2 separate regions of the Homo sapiens genome follow, and region 2 is linked to region 1. A link is an interaction called in ENCODE POLR2A ChIA-PET data of the cell type or tissue named here. Cell type or tissue: Caco-2. All regions are shown on one strand. Each heading gives the region's core, and the rest is flanking DNA. Links, peaks and the distances in the headings are about the cores only. Region 1 overlaps JAML (junction adhesion molecule like). Region 2 overlaps UBE4A (ubiquitination factor E4A).

Region 1 (5,379 bases), core at 209-5,208:
CTTCCACTTATAAATGGAAAAATAAAGTGCAAAGAAGAGTTAGAAAGATCTGCTCCTTTCTTCTTTTTTCTATTTTAAGAGACAGGGTCTCAGCTCTGTCACCCAGGCTGGAGGGCAGTGGTGTGATCACAGCTCACTGCAACCTCCACCTCCTGGGCTCAAGTGATCCTCTCACCTCAGTCTCCCCAGTACCTGAGACCACCACAGTCATGTGCCATCATGCCCAGCTATTATTATTATTTTTTTTTTATTTTTTATTTTTTTTAGACATAGGGTCTCACCATGTTGCCCAAGCTAGTCTCAAACTGGCTTCAAGTGATCCTCCCACCTCGGGCTCCCAAAGTGCTAGGATTACAGGCATGAGCCATCACACCCAGACTTTTTCTTTTTTTTTCTTTTCTTTTCTTTTCTCTTTTTTTATTTTAGACAGAGTCTTGCTCTGTCACCCAGGCTAGAATGCAGTGGTGCCATCATAGCTCACTGCAGTCTTGAACCCTGGGGCTCAGGCAGTTCTGCTGCCTCAGCCTCCCAAAATGCTAGGATTACAGGCATGAGCCACTGAGCCTGGCCTGCTTATTTCTTTTCTATCCCCCAGATCACCTAACATAGGGTACCTATAAAATACAGATGTAGCATCAATGTGGATAACTGATGAAAGGTATTAGGGCATAGTAAAAAGAACATGGACTTTGTTGTCAGAGGTGCCAGGGTTCAAGTACTATTTATTCCATTTAATAAATATGTGTCCAAAACATATTTGGACATATATGTGAACAAAACATCCTTCACAGGGCTTTTGTGAGGGGGAAGTGTGTTTAAAGTAATAATACAATAATTATCAATATTTTATTTAATAAAATAACTCTATTTTTATTGACTGAAATAATTATGATCATTTTTTGAAGATTCACTCTGTGGTAAGTACTTAGCCCAAAGGCTGGCATTTACTCAAGATAATCAGTTTCCTTGCCTCTTGCACATGAAAGCTCTTGCCCCTTGGCCCCTCTTTAAGTAAGCATTTGCGTACCTTTGGGCTCCTCTGGAAGCACATGCAGTACCACCGCCTTCTTGAACACCTGGCTCTCCCCTTTGAGGCGGATTTCACAGATATAGGTTCCCTGGTCAGCCTCTTGCACATCTTGGAGCAGGAGAGAGCCATCATTGCATAAGATGTCCCCCATCAAGTGTACGCGGTTCTGGAAGCGCCCAATAGGCACACTGAGATTGGAGTAATAGTATAGCACATATTCGTCCTGAAGGGCAAAACAGTGTTGGAGACAATCAAAAGAGGTGCCAGACCGAGGAGCCTGGATCCCAAAGACTCTGTTATGTGGGGGCAGCAGAGCTATCATCATGATCATGATCCAAAAGCATTTGGTACCCAGTTAATAAAAATAATGTGCCAGGCAACAGTCTAACTTGCACAAGCTCTGCAACTCCCTTTCTACAAAGACAAATGGAGAAATGCAGTCCACATTTTATTTCTTACAGTTTAAGGTAAAATATAGCACCCACTCTGAAGATCACTCTACGGTTTTTAACTTACAACTTTTGAAAACCATCTCTCATTTTCACCCTATTTTCTGCCACAGCCCCGGATTAGATGGCATTCAAATGCATGATCTATTTTCACTAGTGCTGTGGGTGGTGTTGGCGTAAGAATTCCAGGCATGGCCGGCTGGCTGCCACTTTTCTCATTTCTACCCTCCTCCCGGCAGCAGTATCGTAACACAAAAGGAGTCATCCACAGGGAATGGTTCCAGGCTGGGCCCTGGGGAATTCTTTTGTTTTTGGTTTTGGTTTTGTATTGTTTTCTTCTGTCACCCGGGCTGGAGTGCAGTGGCACAATCACAGCTCACTGCAGCCTTAACCTCCTAGGCTCAGGTGATCCTCCCACCTCAGTCTCCCAAGTAGCTGGGACTACAGGTACATGCCACTGCAGCCAGCTAATTTTTGTGTTTGTTTTTTTATAGAGATGGGGTTTTGCCATGTTGCCCATGCTGGTCTCAAACTCTTGAGCTCAAGTGATCACCCCGCCTCAGCCTCCCAAAGTGCTGGGATTACAGGCATGAGTTACCACACCCAGCAGAAATTCTTATTTCTACTTACACTATGGGTTTATCCCTCGTATAAAAATAAAGGCCAATAAAAATTTGAATGAGAGTAGCATTATAGGGACAACAGGGAATGTGCTCTGAGCTACAAAAACAATATTTTGTTTGCAAACATTAGGACTTTATTGTTAGTAACAAACTACTTGGGATGTTTTTCACAAATGATCCTGATATACGAGTATCTATACAGACTGTCTGATGAGGCTTAATACACTGTTCCTCACTCCAAAGAGCTCCATGAAAGAACCTCGCCCACCATGCTGCATCTGCTAATCCCAACACTTTAAGCAGCCACAAAGGAGAAAATGATGATTCCCCAGCACATACATGGAGCAGTGAAACACTGAAAGAATCTGTCCTCCTCCCCACCCCAAAAAAGATCATTGTGGTATAGTTCTTATGCCTAGGTCAGAGCTCTCCTTTCTAGAACCTCGGAATTTACCCCTCTCACCTGCTTCTGCTACTTAACAAAGGGTAGAGATAAAGGAAGGAAACTCAAAGAATTTCATGTGCAAGAACAAGGAACCTCTCATTTCAAGTTTGTGTCTCCCATCAGCCCCTTAACTACTTGAAAGGTAAGCATTACCATTATTGTAATTGCCTTCCTCTTCACAGCTCAGGAAGCTAAGATCAGCAAGGTTGAGTAACTTACTTACCCAGCTGATAACATAACCAAATTCCTGAGCTAGGACGAGGCCCAGTTCTGATAATCTCCAAAGCCCCGGCTCTTGCAACACCTCCTGGTGGCACCTGATGCCTGACTCTTACACCACTCTGTCCTGACACCAGCAGTCAGGGGCTTCTATTACATAGTGATGTTTCCCCCGCGTTACCTTGGCGTGCTCTCCTGGTGACAGAGTCCAGTCTATCTTGAATATACATTTGTCTTCTGTGCTCTGGAAAACACATCCCATCAGAGCTGAATCACCCACATGGACTGTTAGCTCAGGCGGGGAAACATTCAAGTCATTCAGGCCCAAGGAATAATCTATAGAAGTCAAAGGCAAGAGGACACATCATTTAGACAAATACTCTCAACAACAAAAATCAATTCCAATCATGGAGTACTAAACACCCCTCTCCCTGGATGATCCAACATAGACAAAGTCCTCGGAGGCATGTTCAAAGGCAGCATGGCATCCCTGTCCTCTAGTTACCTATATGGCTCATCAGAAGGATTCTGCAATCTTCATACTACAATAAATGCTATCTGGCTCCCTCCTCCTATCCAGCCCCTTACACTTTTCTGGAATTCTTCCTCCCAACCTTTCTAAAGAAATAAGGGAAACCCCAGAAGTCTCTCCTTTCTGATCATCAATTTAGAAACTCACCTCCACTTACCATAACGACGAAATGGGTTGTTCCTTGCTCTTAAATCTCCCACTGGTTCCCTCTCTGAAAAGGGACCTTTTGTTTACTTCCTCTTTTCCCTTTCTTTTAGTTCCTTTACAAAAGCATTTGCTGGCTGATTCTGGCTGTAGGGCAGGTCCTTGTAATTAGGCCACCACAGAGCACAGCTTTCCTCCTGCATTTCCACTGTGTTTATCCTCTCCCTGCCTCACCCCTCCAGCTTTGCCATCAGCTTTCCAGCCTCTAGGTGCTTCACACAGGGACCCCTGCCCATTATCTCTATGTTGCTCAAGCAATTTCGAGCGGTCACTACAAGAAAAAACCATTACATGGATATTTCTGTTTTCACAAGATATGCTCTATGCAAAGAGACAACAAAATCAAGAAAGATACATTTAGATGCTGCCCAGTTCATATCAGAGAAGAGCCAAGTGATGGGAATGAACAGAAAATGTGCCAGTCTTTTCATCCAAGCTGTTTCCCTGAGAGAAGACAGTTAACTTCCTGCCCCAACAGTAGGCTCACACAGCAGGGAGGACACAAAAGAAAACATCGACTCTAAACCCTTCAGAGGGAATTATTTTGAAAGAAATCAAAATTAGCTCCAACAAATATTTGGAATTTTCCTGTAAGGAAGAATTGAGCAGCTCCATGTGTGATTGAAAGTGTAATAAGCGAATTTAATATTAAGAACACTGTGTGTAGAATTAAATGAAGGACTGCTAGGAAGCAACAACAGCAACCAAAGCAAAGAGAAACTGATGTTTGAAGGGCAATCTTGGTAGAGAAACAGCTGAAGAAGATGAGATTTTCTGCAAGAAAGGAAAACCTCTCCACAAAAAACTACAAAACCCCCAGTGCCACCAAGTCACCACATACAGGGGTTGGACTGGTAGCTCTCTGGATCGGAGGGCAAAAACCTGCAGGCTGCTCCACAGACCTCTAGGAAAATGTCTAAATACCTTCTGAGATCATTATAACCCTGCTTCTTTGAGAAAAATTATCTAATGAACACCATTTTGGTGTGCGTGCCTGTGTGCATGTTTGTACACACTCTGGATTGCCTGGAATAGGAGCAAAGGCAATCCTGTTGTATACTTTGCTGAGTCAGGGTTTAAATTACTGTCCAAAGTTCAAAAAATAATAATAAAGAGAAAAAGAAAAGGCTATGAGAGCAAAGCACCTGATTAATTTCTTCTCCTTCCAGAACTACATCCATGGGATAAAGAAAAAGGCATGGGGGAAAAGGATGAAAACCTAGAAACCAGTGGAGATGAGCAACGAGAAGCTCAGCACTTAGGTGGAGGCATAAACAGGAGACCAATCTGGTCTGAGGAGATGGCCAGGTCAGGCTCCTCAGAAGGAAGTGGAGCATAAGGGGAAACCTGAAGGGTAAGGAAGCATCGGGCGGGCTTGCTAGGTTGAAGTGCTGGGAGGAAGGTTCCAGGCAAAGGAAACCACCATAAATTGGGAAAGAGCTCAGTCCATTTGAGGAACCACAAGAAGGCTGACATGGCCACAGTATGAAAAACAGCTCTGGGTCTCTCTTTGGTAATTTCAGTTCCTGATTCAAGGCGAACTGTGGTTTTAAAGATAACAATTTAAAGTGCAGGAATGCCACAGAGAAACTTTCCCTTTGTCACGTAAGAGGGTCCCAGAACACCCTTTAGGACCCAAATGCATTCTGTTTCTAATGGAAACAGGAAGCTTCAGCTTCCCAAGAAACCATAAGCTAGTTGGCTTCAACAACAGCTGCTTCAACAAAACTGTGAAGTTCCACATTAGGGTTTCCATCTTCAACAAACCCAAGGGAATCGAAAATATGTAAAATTGGCTTTTAATAATGCACAGAACTCAGGAGAAATCAAATACCCCACGGAGTCCCTTAGCTTCTACTTACCCAGTAACACTGGCA
Region 2 (5,379 bases), core at 141-5,140, 150 kb after region 1:
CACTTGTGTGTTCATGAGAGCTGACAGTGGTCTTAAAGGATTAGTGGTACTATTCATAAACAAAAGCTTGTATTAGGAGGAAGTGACAGAATTTTGTAGGACAGCTATTATAGATATAGATCTTTGCAGCAAGTGTATCAGAGTGAAACTTGTTTTCAAGGAGGATATATTTTAAAAGAATCAAATCCAAAAGCTTCTAAGGTTGGTAGCTGTACCATCCCAAAGTGTCTGACAACAGGATAGTGTTGTATCTCTGTATGGCAGTTGAAAATAGGAAAAAAAATACATACATATATGTATGTATATATGTGTGTGTGTGTGTGTGTGTATTTTTTTTTTTTTTTTTTTGAGACAGAGTCTGGCTCTGTCACCCAGGCTCTGCTCTGGAGTGCAGTGGCACGATCTCAGCTCACGGCAACCTCCATCTCCCAGTTTAAAAGTGATTCTCCTGCCTCAGCCTCCCAAGTAGTGGGATTACAGCCTGGCTAAGGTGTGGTGGTATGCGCCTGTAATCGCTTTTAGTGGAGACGGGGTTTCACCACATTGGCCAGGCTGGTCTCAAACTCCTGACTTCAAGTGATCTGTCTGCCTTGGCCTCCCAAAGTGCTGGGATTACAGGCATGACCTACTGCGCCCGGCGCTGAAAATAGGAGATTATAAATCCCGAATGACATTATTGAATATTAAACAAAATATTTAGGTTTCATTTTATCGGACCTTTAGAGTGGGTGATTATCTGGGTACTCTTACTTTGGTAAGTCCATTGAACAAATCTAAACTGGCATCTCCACAAAGGTTCTCATCAAGTGATCAGTCCTCCTTTTTCCTGTAAAATTTTTCTATAAGTGACTACACAGTTTTAGCCCTTTTTTAATGAAAAAAAGTTTGTGCACAGATTTGACATACGTGTGAAAAAGATGAGCTTAGTGAAAGATAGGTGAGAACCTTTTTGTTTTTTACAGATAGTAGAGATGACAACAGAGACTTATTTCCATCCACCATTCTACACATGCCAAGATACCAAAGAACCAGTGTCTAGCCTGGTAGCTTGACCTTCCACTGCAACCTAAGACAAGTAGTAAAGCCCTTACCTTGAAGTAGGGTCATGGGTGATGCTGTTGATTACAAGGAGTTCAGAAAGAACTACATGTAAGATTGAAGCCATTCAATAACTACTTATTTAGGATTTTGTGATTGTGATGTATAATGCCAGACACAGAAGAAAGAATAATCAGATATGAACATGTAATCAGAAGAGCTTACAGCCTAGCAATGTAGAAGATCTGCTTAGAAATACAATGCAGAAAGTTTAAAATCCTAGTAAAAATAGAGGTAAAATGTAGAAAGCTAGTTTCTTTATACAGTGCAACAGTATAGTATTGAGAAAGAAGGAAGTAATGCAGTTTATGGTGATAAATTCTTTTTGTTTCTCTTGATAGTCTTTTTGTTTGTTTGTTTGTTTGAGACAGTTTCCCTCTGTTGCCCAGGCTGGAGTGCAGTGGCAACGATCTTGTCTCACTGCAACCTCCGCCTCCCAGGTTCAAGCAATTCTCCTGCCTCAGCCTCCTGAGTAGCTGAGATTCCAGGTGCACGCCACCATGCCTGGCTAATTTTTTGTGTGTTTTAAGTAGAGATGGGGTTTCTCCATGTTGGTCAGGCTGGTCTTGAACTCCTGACCTCATGATCTGCCCGCCTTGGCCTCTCAAAGTGCTGGGATCATAAGCATGAACCACTGTGCCCGGCCTTCTTGATAGTCTTAAGAGCTTCTCTGTCATATGTCCTATATTCCTGGCTTTCAGCTTCCTTTCTGCTTACGTGTTGCAGGTGATGCATGTCCTTTGTAATAATCTGGACACTTTTCAGTTGTGTTTTAAAAAACATCAAACTGGTTTAGGCATTTAGGGAAATTTTATTGGTTTTTATAACTGAAAAGTCCAGACTTATCTTTCCATCTCTCAATTCTGTTTTCTAGTGTATGTTGGCTTGGTTTTAGGCTAGGCCTTTTCTAAATGGTGTAAAGATGGCAACTCTATCTTACTGGCTTATCAACTCAATCAGGAGAAAACTCACTTTTCCGTAGATTCAGCTGAAGTCCTGAAGCTGGTATTCATTGACTCTGTTAGGCCTCCATAGTGTCTTGTGCCCACTCCTGGATCAGTTGCTTTGGCTGGAAAATGCTGTATTCTTTTTAGCCTGGCCAGACTTGTATGTTCATTCCTGGGGCTAGTGGGTGAGGTCAACCCCTTCTGAACTGGTCAGCCTCTTCTGGATTGAGTGGAGTGGATACCCAAAGGAAAAAAATGAATGTGATGTTTTAGAGAGAGAAATAACAAGAGCTCAATATACTTTTTGCATTCCTCTGGAATTTGTGGTATTTTAGGATGGAAGTAGAATGGTGGTCAGCTAACAATAAGACAATTCTTGGTGTTTTTACATTAACTACAGGTAATAATTAAACTTGTGCGGTAATTACATGGGGAAAATCCCTCTCATTAATTTCAATACTAAATATGGTATCTTTCCCTTTTTTTGCATTATTAAGCTTACTGAAATATACATAGCAAAAAATAAAATACAGAAGGCCAGGCGCAGTGACTCATGCCTATAATTCCAGCACTTTGGGAGGCCGCGGTGGGAGGATCACTTGAGGTCAGGAGTTCGAGACCAGCCTGGCCAACATGGTGATACCCCGTCTCTACTAAAAATCCAAATAACAGTTCAATTCCTTGAAGCAGTAAAGCTTTGAGCTGCACTGAGAGGAGACTAGACTGCCTAAGTCATTACAGCTAATTAGCCGTTAGCTCTTGTGTGGAAAAAATGGCAGAGGAGCATGAAGCAAGTGCTGAAGATGCCTCAGAATTGTCAAGAAATGTTATAAATAATCTCTTTCTCTGGTAAATAAGGGTAACTTTTTCGACCACATTAGCTTTTTTTTTTTTTTTTTTTTTTTGAGACGAAGTCTCGCTCTGTCACCCAGGTTGAAGTGCAGTGGCACAATCTCAGCTCTCTGCAACCTCTGCCTCCCGAGTCCAAGCAATTCTCCTGCCTCAGCCTCCTGCCTCCCAAGTAGCTGGGATTACAGGCACCTGCCGCCATGCCTGGCTAATTTTCGTGTTTTAGTAGAGATGGGGTTTCACCATGTTGGCCAGGCTGGTCTTGAACTCCTGACCTCAGGTGATCCACCTGCCTCAGCCTCCCAGGGTGCTGGGATTGCAGGCATGAGCCACTGCACCTGGCCCACATTAGCTTTTGTTGATATGATCCTGTGAGGAGTCTTGCCTCAATAAACCAAAGGTAGACCAAATGTTCTTTTTTTCTTCCTTTATACCCCTACTCCCGCTATTTCTAAGGTCTCTGTCCTTATAGCAGTTCAAGATCCTTATGAACAAAACATTCATACCCTTTGTCTCTTCCCACCCTTTTCAGTGTTGTATTTAATATTTCTATGTCATGGCCTTAAAATTTCAGAAAGGGGAGAAAGCCTTTCAGGGAGCCCTGTTTATTCTGTTGTGCCACTGAGTTCACTTGGTCTTGAATGAGGAAATGTAATCAGAAGAGTGTGAATGCAGGCTCAGCCAGCTCTACTAAACACCTTTGAGGTATCTATATTTCATATTACACAGTAGACCTGACCGTTGGAATTCGTGTTTCTTCAGTATTATTTTAAGAAATCAGGTAAACAGTGAAGGTTAGATATAGCATGAAGCAAAGACCATTTAATTTTTAGTGGAAGAAATATCAGTATTTTTAAGCCTAGAAATAAATAGATTGCTTAATCTATGTTAAAAACCCACAACATACAGCTGAACTGCTTCCAGTCCTGATTTGCCAGAGTCCAAATCTAAGATATGGGCTTTTACTTAATTTATATGTAGCTGAGAAATATCCATCCCCAGCCCTAAGTCATAGAAGTCCCTTGTCCTCACCCCAGTGAATGAGAACTAGACTGCCAGCTTAATTCTTGGGAAATCCATAATTCTTGTCTTATTATTTTTCAGTGCCACATTGTTATTACAATTAGTAGGTGAGTTCTCTCTTTGACTTCAATAATTCTTTCTACTTAACCTGTTTTCTTAAAGGTATTGCAAATAAAAGTATATCAACAGATTAATGCATTCCAGCTGAACGTTTTAGCCTTTTTAGTTTCAGCTATCCACAAATCAAGCCACCGAGTCCAGCTGGTAGGTTTGTAACCATTTTGCCAAAAATGTCTTGAGTTTGGGGACAGGAATTGGAAAATCTTAACCCAAAGTATTTTAAAATGTATTGTATTTGAGAAATGGGAAAAGAAACAACCACAGGTATATTACAGCTATTGTGTCATCTGCCCTCTTGTGTCTAATACCTGTCCTTTGAACAGCCTCTCCCACTAGGTCTGGATGGAGGATACCTTAAAGTGAAATGACAGACCAGGAGAATAACAACAACATCTCAAGTAACCCCTTTGCTGCTCTTTTTGGCTCCCTGGCTGATGCCAAACAGTTTGCGGCAATCCAAAAAGAGCAGCTGAAGCAACAATCTGGTAAGTGGAGGAGCCAATAGCAGCAAATAAGATGACCTAGAATGGGGTCTTCCCAAATTAAGTATTCTTTGAGTCCTTAATTGCAATTGGAATTTAAGTTTGGAACAAAAGTTGGTTTTTGTTTGTTTGTTGAGAGCAGAAATTGGGGTTTTTTGTTTGTTTGCTTTTATTGTTGGTTTTGTTGTGAGTCCCTCCCCTCCGCTGTCCTCTCCACTGTACAAAAAGAGACCAGGTAACAGGTGGTTCCATAGTAACAGATGCCAGTCGTGATCCCAAAGCTGTCAGGCTGTTTTCTTTAAAAGAAAAAAAAAATCACCTAGTAAAAGCTATTTAAATAAATGTTTTTAACATGGGACACAGAGGTGGTAAGTGTAGGTGTAGAAAGCAAGTCATGTGCAGCTATAGAAAGCAGATGTAAAAGGAAGAACTATAAAAGCTTTTTGACCTGTAGGCAAATGAGACTTGTTCTTAAGCTCAGCACTTCAAAGGCCCTCCCAAGCAAAGTGCTTCTTCTGTTCCGATGAGTGGCATCATTTGTAGCTTAGTCCTGTTAGGACAGACTTTTTTAAAAAATCTGATCCTTAGCCTTACTATGAAAAACATCAGAATAACATCTCAGTAATCAGAAAAAATGGTTTTCTTTCAGGCACCGAATTTAAGATCAAGTCCAGCTTCCTCCTATAAGGAGACATATACACTAGAAGAATTAGGATTTTTCTCAAATATGTTAGTCTTCTGAAGATATTCACAATCTTTCAAACCAGAAATTGCTCCCCTTCTCCTCTCTCCGAAAAGAATAATAGTGTTTTTCTTTTGAGAGAAGGAGAAGTGTTTGCATTTTCCCTTTATTTTGTTTA

The links. ChIA-PET counts read pairs that join two places held together with the same protein. Peaks named below come from ENCODE experiments on the same cell type or tissue, not always from the same donor. Only the 100,000 strongest peaks of a DNase experiment are listed, where the experiment ranks them.
Region 2: POLR2A ChIA-PET joins it to region 1 with 6 read pairs; 10 of 35 experiments call an interaction of 5 or more read pairs at or near these places.

What each region holds. Positions count from the first base shown.
Region 1 is chr11:118,209,460-118,214,838 of GRCh38, forward strand. It overlaps JAML (junction adhesion molecule like), which reads right to left. Exons shown (of 10, transcript NM_001098526.2): 2 at 5,365-5,379; 3 at 2,948-3,102; 4 at 1,028-1,253. Among named protein-coding and RNA genes, the nearest start is that of JAML, 13 kb to the right of the region's middle. RefSeq lists a silencer at 2,815-3,109. In Caco-2, for the core only: no CTCF peak of the experiment used is centred there; DNase peaks (open chromatin) are centred at 2,862, 4,504 and 4,856; H3K4me3 peaks cover 203 bases.
Region 2 is chr11:118,360,680-118,366,058 of GRCh38, forward strand. UBE4A (ubiquitination factor E4A) reads left to right here. Exons shown (of 20, transcript NM_001204077.2): 2 at 4,361-4,522. The coding sequence starts at 4,402. Among named protein-coding and RNA genes, the nearest start is that of UBE4A, 3.8 kb to the left of the region's middle. In Caco-2, for the core only: no CTCF peak of the experiment used is centred there; no DNase peak of the experiment used is centred there; H3K4me3 peaks cover 160 bases.